Regions from separate parts of the Homo sapiens genome. Here region 2 is linked to region 1. Evidence: chromatin contacts called from ENCODE Hi-C or POLR2A ChIA-PET data. All regions are on one chromosome and are shown on one strand. Each heading gives the region's core, a stretch centred on a gene start or an enhancer-like site at or near the end of the contact. The rest is flanking DNA. Distances are from core to core; before and after follow the strand shown. Region 1 overlaps ELK3 (ETS transcription factor ELK3). Region 2 has its middle 34 kb from the start of CDK17.

What was found. Hi-C counts contacts between places; a loop is a spot of excess contacts on that map. ChIA-PET counts read pairs that join two places held with the same protein, here RNA polymerase II (POLR2A). Pooled maps may share reads with other maps.
Region 2: a pooled map shows a loop between it and region 1 (2.9-fold over the local background). The contact joins two enhancer-like sites. A Hi-C loop is called at or near these places in 1 of 168 maps with a recorded cell type or tissue (CD4-positive, alpha-beta T cell) and 6 of 50 pooled maps. POLR2A ChIA-PET finds 5 or more read pairs at or near these places in 4 of 52 experiments (AG04450, T-cell, activated CD4-positive, alpha-beta T cell and 1 more).

Annotation. Positions count from the first base shown.
Region 1 is chr12:96,240,840-96,244,853 of GRCh38, reverse strand. The region is part of intron 2 of ELK3 (ETS transcription factor ELK3); the gene reads right to left. Among named protein-coding and RNA genes, the nearest start is that of ELK3, 48 kb to the right of the region's middle. Within about 2 kb of position 2,178, at least 17 of the 41 ENCODE cell types and tissues checked have a DNase peak (open chromatin) inside an H3K27ac peak, as active enhancers do; they include CD4-positive, alpha-beta T cell, where a contact is called at or near this core.
Region 2 is chr12:96,432,096-96,436,109 of GRCh38, reverse strand. No RefSeq gene overlaps it. Among named protein-coding and RNA genes, the nearest start is that of CDK17, 34 kb to the right of the region's middle. Within about 2 kb of position 1,734, at least 5 of the 41 ENCODE cell types and tissues checked have a DNase peak (open chromatin) inside an H3K27ac peak, as active enhancers do; they include CD4-positive, alpha-beta T cell, where a contact is called at or near this core.

The DNA of each region.
Region 1 (4,014 bases), core at 929-3,428:
AGTGCCCTGGGTCAGAACATGCCCAGGAAAATCAGCTCCCAGCAGGAAATAAATTAAATAAGGGTGTCATTGGACCCACCTGACCCAGGGTCAGTTCCCATTAAAAAGAAAGTGTGCTGGCCTGGTGTGTTAATGCTTCCTTCGCTAAAATTTTAAGTTATTTTTAGTTTTAGCTCATAATATTTTTCTCCCTGGGGAAAAACTTTATTTTTTTCCCTCAGCGAGTTTGAACACTCATCTAAACTGAGTGAAGTTTTTAGAGCCTAAATAATTACACAAAAGACAAACTTCTATAAATGTTTTATTTAGAGCCAAAATAAAAACACAGAAGAAAAAGGATCTGAATCATTTATTCTAACAAGTCTTAAATAACTGTTTCTTCTTTCCCAAAAAAAAAAAAAAAAAATTCTAATTTTCTTATAGGTTTGGAACATCATGTCTAAGTTGGGATTACATTCATGAACACATCAAGAAATAACCAAGGGCTGTGATAAAAATGACAGAAAATGTCTCTCCTGCTCAAAAAATGGTTGGGAACTGAAAGGCAGCCTCAGACAGATCATATGGCCTTGCTGTGTTAAAAAGAACATGAGGAACAACCCACCTGTCCACCAACCAGCAAAAGGATAAATGAAATGTGGGGTGTCCTTACAATGGAATATTATCCAGCTGTAGTAAAGAATGAAGCTCTGCACCAAGGCCTAGAATTCATTATTTGAGGAATAATGAATTACTAGACTATAGTAAGAACAATAAGGAATATTGTTTGGAATAGTAAGGAACAAACATAACATAATGGGCCTCAATTTCATTAAACAGAATCATAGATTTTTTTTTTTTTTTTTTTTGAGATGGAGTCTTGCTCTGTCGTCCAGGCTGGAATGTAGTGGCGTGATCTCGGCTCACTGCAACCTCTGCCTCCTAGGTTCAAGCGATTCTTCTGCCCCAGCCTCCCAAGCAGCTGGAATTACAGGCACCCACCATCATGCCCAGCTAATTTTTTTTTTTTTTGAGATGGAGTCTCGCTCTGTTGCCCAGGCTAGAGTGCAGTGGTGTGATCTCGGCTCACTGCAAGCTCCGCCTCCCTGATTCACGCCATTCTCCTGCCTCAGCCTCTGAGTAGCTGGGACTACAGGCGCCCGCCACCATGCCTGGCTAATTTTTTTTAGTAGAGATGGGGTTTCACCGTGTAAGTCAGGATGGTCTCGATCTCCTGACCTCGTGATCTGCCTTGCCTCGGCCTCCCAAAGTGCTGGGATTACAGGCGTGAGCCACCACGCCCTGCCTAATTTTTATAGAGACGGGGTTTCACCATGTTGGCCAGGCTGGTCTTGAACTCCTGACCTCAGGTGATCTGCCCGCCTCAGCCTCCCAAAGTGCTGGGATTATAGGCATGAGCCATAGAATAGAATATTCTATTCTATGATTCACTGCAAAGTGAAAGCAGCCAGATATTACATGATAAAGGTCACATATGATTCCATTTATATGAAATGTCCAGAATCATGATATCTATACAAAAAACCAGAAAGTAGAGCATGGTTACCTAGGGCTGAGAGGGGTGGAAGGAAGGAGGTAATGAAAATGTTCTAAAGTGGGTCACGGTGATGGGTGCAGAACTCTATACTCAGAGCCACTGAACTGTATATGGTAAATGGGTGAATTGTATGGTATGTGAATTTTATCTTAATGAAGCTGGTTTTTAAAGAAAAGAACATATAAGAATCTTAAGTATTTTACGTGTTTAAGTGGAAGACAGTGGGAACTTTCTATAGCTAGAAGCAACTGTCATAACCCTACTCAGAATGTAAAAAGGGAGACACTGGGAAGGGCCCTTCAGTAGCTGCTGCCTCTGCTGGGGGAGCAGAGAGGACACCAAGAGTTTTCTGGGGAAAGGTTACGCAGTGACGGGGATGGAGACAATTTACTAGCTGGCCAAAAGGAGGAAGTGACAGCCATTGGAAAGAACCGAGGCAGGTCATGCTTCTCTAGAGACCAATGGGAAAGACGGATTCGATCTGGCTACCTGGAAACCTGCCAGGGTCGAAGGCTAAAGAGTGGAACTGGGAGGGAAGAGGGCAGGGTCGGGTACAGTAAGTGGGTCAGAGCAGTGCAGCCCAGTGACTCAGCACCGGGGACATCTGCTAGACGAGGGGAGCTGGTAAGGAAAGCCCCCCACAGCGGTGCCCACGGCTGGAGGATTAGGAACAACCTGGGCTCAGAGGACGTGTGTCCCTGCAGCTGCACTGACAGCCCCTTCTTCCTTATCTTCCAGGGCTGCCCCCAGAAGCAGCGCCATGTATGTTTGAAGATCTCTCTGTGGCTTCCAGAGGGAAGTTTCCTTCCAAGAGTTTGCTGAGAAGACTCAGTGTCAGGAATAATACAAGCTAGTATGTGCTGAGCACGTATTATTTGTCAGGCTATCTTCTAAGAACCTGTCAACCATCAACTCACTCAATCCTCTTAGAGAATGGAATGATTATTATCCCCATTTTGGAGATAAGCAAGCTGAGGCTCGGAAAGTATAAATTATACACTGTTGGAAGCTTGTACCTGGAGAGAACAGATGGTACCCAGGCAATCTGACTCCTGAGGTCTTGGCTACTATGAAGGGTGACACAAGATTCAGGCCAACTTAGGCAGCCCGGGACACAAGCACACTTGGGTAAGGGCTCTTATTATGGTAAGTGATGAGGATATTTAGAAAAAGTCGGGTTTCCACCCCCTTCAATCCCAGACTCACAAGTATTTGTTGCTCACAGTTGCCTGGTAACCTGAGCGATGCTGGTCTGTGTCGGGTGGAGCTGAGTGCATCTCCAGCGTGGTTTTAGAGTGTTACACACATCCGCTTCCCTCTTACATGGGTGGGACCAGTCTCTTTGTAATTTCCCATTAAATACGTATTTGCAAAAGGGCTGCCTCTTTGCCCGGCAGGCATTCCATGTGAGGTTACGGGCAGCAAGGATGGGACCAATTTTAGTGAGAGGAAAAAGCAACATCCCCTTCAAACAGAGCCCAGTGGCAGTTCCAGGCAAAAGAGGAGGACCAGATACCAAAATTAATCCCTCACCCCGTCCAAGTTGCCATTTTGAGAATGCAGTAGTAGCCTAAAGGGCAAGTCGTCCCTTTGGGACAGGATTCCGGGCAGACCTGTGCAGAAGAACCCTTCCCAACTCACCAGCCACCTCTGGGGACCAAGGCATCCCATGACAGCAGCCCATGACAGGATCTCGTGACAGGATCCCTCAATTATTTCACTTTAACTGCATAGAAAATGCCAAGAGAGCAGGTCATATTTCCATTTCCATTTCAGTGCTGTCTGTTACCCTGACAGGTTACAGGCATACCTACCTATAAGAAAAGGTATGGCTGTCCACAGTGTGTTTACATATGTACACACACACACACACACACACACACACACACAAACGCTCCACTGTGCCCTTTGAAGAGGAAGGAGTCTGTGTAAATAATCTCAAATAGTAGATAGATGAGAAATATTTCGATAAGTTTTGTAATTTAAAAAAAGCATATGCAGTGCTAGGTAATGAAAAGATGCATATGGAATTAGATTTACCTTCTTGATGATGTTATTAGGATTATATTTAAATGAGTTAATTAAATGTTTGTTGAATGAATTACCAACTATAAGGAGAACTGACCCAGGCATAAAGCCACAGGCATGAAAGACACAATTTTCCACGGCTCATTCTTAGGCTGGTTAAAGCTCCCTGTGGGTGTATCCCATACATATACCTGCTTGTTCTTCTTTGCTGGCATTTTTAAACTGAAAACTCCCAGGCAGATATTAGAGGCCATATGCAAACTCCACATGCTACATACAACCTCACACCTCCCGTGAGAGCTTAATGAGCCATAATTTCACCCATCCATTTACGTGGCAAATATTTGCTGCATGTGTCTGTCCACCCACTCTGGTCTGGCACCCCAATTTTGATCCAAGGTTATGCATCTGGAGTTCACGTGCTTAGTCTTGTTATCTGATCTTCCGTT
Region 2 (4,014 bases), core at 485-2,984, 190 kb before region 1:
AGGAAGAGAGGACCAGGAGCATCTCAGTATGCAGTATGGGGAACAGGCTGGGAAAATGTTGAGGAGGTGCTGGGAGCGTGTCAGCTGAGTTCCTGGAGGCCTTCCTCCATGTACTTCCAGCTGTGTGAAACAGGGGTGATACTGACATTTTAAAGAATCACTGTGGGGCTGGGCATGGTGGCTTACGCCTGTAATCCCAGCATTTTTGGGGGCCGAGGTGGGCTGATCACTTGAGGCCAGGAGTTCGAGACCAGCCTAGGCAACATAGCAAAACTCCACCTCTACTAAAAATATAAAAATTAGCTGGGCCTGGTGGCACACGCCTGTAATCCCAGCTACTCGGGAGGCTAAGGCAGGAGAATTGCTTGAACCCGGGAGGCACAGGTTGCAGTGAGCCGAGATCAAGCCAGTGCACTCCAACCTATGTGACAAAGCAAGACTCCATCTCAAAAAAAGAAAAAAAAAGTCTACATTCCTTAGCCTTTCGCCCTACCATCTTGCCACACACAGACATCTCTAGATTTTAGTTCTTTAAGGACAGTTCTATGCCATAACTTTTTGTCTCACGTAGTTCTTAGAATATCTTATATGCAATTTTTTTTTTGTTAGATGGAATCTCTCTCTGTCGCCCAGGCTGGAGTGCAGTGGCGCAATCTCGGCTCACTGCAACCTCCGTCTCCTGGGTTCCAGTGATTCTCCTGCCTCAGCCACCTGAGTAGCTGAGACTATAGGCATGTGCCACCACACCCAGCTAATTTTTGTAATTTTAGTAGAGAGGGTTTCACCATGTTGGCCAGGATGGTCTTGATCTCTTCACTTCGTGATCTTCTTGTCTCGGCCTCCCAAAGTGCTGGGATTACAGGCATGAGCCACCGCACCTGGCCACAATAATTTTTAATAACCCTTTATTCATAGACATGGATACTTTCTATTTTGTCCTTTACCTTGTACCTTATATATTTTAGTCAACTAGTCATGACTAGCATGTTTGTATAATCTTGTAACTTTATGTTGATATTTGTGGTTATAGAAATGACCAGTGCTATAGTTTTTAATAAATTAACAATTTGACCAACTATATTATTTTGAATTTAAGTCTGTATTTGTTATAATTTTGTTTAAGAGACAGGGTCTTATTCTGTTGCCCAGGCTAGAGTGCAGTGGCATGAACACAGCTCACTGCAGCCTCGTCCTCCTGGGCTCAAGAAATCCTCCCACCTCAGCCTCCCAAGTAGCACCACAGGTGCACACCACCACACCAGGCTAATTTTTTAATTTTTTGTAGAGATGGGGTCTTGCCATGTTGTCCAGGCTGGTCTTGAACTCCTGTCCTCAAGTAATCTTCCCACCTCAGCTTCCCAAAGTGCTGGCATTTCAGGAATAAGCCCTCGTGCCCAGGCTATAATTATTTTTGAAACAGTAATTTGTAACTAGCTCCACCTTTATAATTTCACAACCAGATTTTTAAATTGCTAAAACAGAACCAACTTCCTGGTTCATAGCGTTATCATTTTAAGAGACCACTGTATTAATCCTAATTGGCACTCTTGTATTCTTGGCATGTTCTTCATTCCACAACTTTGCTCTTTCCATTTTCTCTATCCATCTCTCTATCTATCAAGAATGCTCTCTTGTCTTCCCTTAACTGACTCTTAAACATTCTTCAAAGTTCAAGTCTCACATGTCACGTGAGGCCCTTCCTGACCACTGTAATCCACTGTGGTTTCCCTTCCTTTCAAGTCTCTACTGCACTTATGATCTGCATCACTCATTACGCATCTTTGGCTTGCACTATTACACTGTTAGTCTTCTTTGTAAGTGTGTCTGTGTAACCGAAATGTTTCCAAGACCTCTGCCCTTCTCTTTAGTGTTTAATAAAATAAATAAAGCCAGCTGGGCACGGCGGCTCATGCCTGTAATCCCAACACTTTTGGAGGCCAAAGAGGGGCGAATCACTTGAGGTCAGGAGTTCAAGACCAGCCTGGGCAACATGGTGAAACCCCGTCTCTACTAAAAATATAAAAATTAGTTGGGCATGGTGGCACGTGCCTGTAATCCCAGCTACTCAGGAAGCTGAGGCAGGAGAATTGCTTGAGTCTGGAAAGTGGAGGTTGCAGTGAGCCCAGATCGCACCACTGCCCTCCAGCCCAGGCAACAAGAGCGAGACTCCATCTTAAAAAATAAATAAATAAATAAAATAAAATAAATGAAGCTACTGCACATAACTTGGTTCTCCTAAGGGAACACTTGAATGTACTGACACTTCCTCCAAACCTCTACTCCCAGTGTAATTATTGATCCTCTTTCACCATCTTGCCTCCTACACTCGCTTTCCTCTTTTTTTTTTTTTTTTTTGAGATGGAGTCTCGCTCTTGTTGCCCAGGCTGGAGTGCAATGGCATAGTCTCAACTCACCGCAACCTCCGCCTCCTGGGTTTAAGCAATTCTCCTGCCTCAGCCTCCCGAGCAGTTGGGATTACAGGCATGTGCCACCATGCCCGGCTAATTTCGTATTTTTAGTGGAGATGGGGTTTCACTCAGGCTGGTCTCTAACTCCTGACCTCAGGTGATTGCCAGCCTTACCCTCCCAAAGTGCTGGGATTACAGGCGTGAGCCACAGTGCCCGGCCTTTTTTTTTTTTTTTTTTTTTTTTTTTTTAAAGACAAAGTCTTGCTCTGTCGCCCAGTCTGGAGTGCAGTGGCACAATCTTGGCTCACTGCAACTTTCGCCTCATGGGTTCAAGCAATTCTGCTTCAGCCTCCCAAGTAGCTGGGATTACAGGCGCCTGCCACCACAACCAGCTAATTTATGTATTTTTTTTTAGTAGAGATGGGGTTTCACCATGTTGGCTAGGCTGGTCTCAAACTCCTGACCTCAAGTGATCCGCCCACCTAGGCCTCCCAAAGTTCTGGGATTACAGGTGTGAGCCACCATGCCCAGCCACTTACCTCAATTCCCCAGATGCCTGAAAGGGTGAGGCAGCATATCTATGGAGGCCACTCCTGCTTTTGGAACCTGACAAGATCTAAATGAAACCTGAAAACCTAAGTGGCCTCATCCTGGGAGATACACACTGTGATGGACTGAAACACATTGTGTTAATTATTAATGCATTATTACTAGTAATAATTGTATTAATAACTATTCATTAACTATTAATGATTGTGTATATTATTTGATGTAAGTGATCCATGGGTGAAAACCAGGGAGTGGCCTGTGGTGTTATGATATATATATAGGTTTTTGTCCACGGTTCCTGGCTCAGAATTCCCACAGCCCTTGTTATAGTCTTTGTTTTTTTTTTTTTTTTTTTTTGAGATGGAGTTTCACTCTTGTTGCCCAGGCTGGAGTGCAGTGGCAAGATCTCAGCTCACTGCAACTGTTACCAGACCAAACTGAGGGCCAGGCTTCTATTTTTCATGGCCCAATAACGAGATGCAGATGAACTGGGGAGGAAGAGAACTTTTACTTCTGTAACTGGTTACAGGGAGAAGGTCTGGAAATTATCGCCAGACCAACTCCAAATTACAAAGTTTTCCAAAGCTTATATACTTTCTAAGCTATATTCATCTAAAGACATAAGTGATGAACTTCTTTTAATCTGTAACTAGGGTCTGAGTCCTGTAGATCTTTTTCTGAAGCCTTAGTAAGTTTACTTAGTCTAAATGGGTCTAGGTGCTGGGGTGATGACCTTTATCTCTCTTTTTTCTTTGAGACAGAGTTTCACTCTTGTCACCCGGGCTGGAGTGCAGTGGCGCAATCTCGGCTCACTGCAACCTCCACCTCCTGGATTCAAGTGATTCTCCTGCCTCAGCCTCCCAAGTAGCTGGGATTACAGGCATGCGCCACCATGCCCGGCTAATTTTTGTATTTTTTTTTTTCCGAGATGGAGTCTTGCCCTGTAGCCCAGGCTGGAATGCAGTGGCACAATCTCGGCTGACTGCAACACTCCCTGTCCTGGGTTCAAGCAATTCTCCTGCCTCAACCTCCTGAGTAGCTGGAATTACAGGCACGC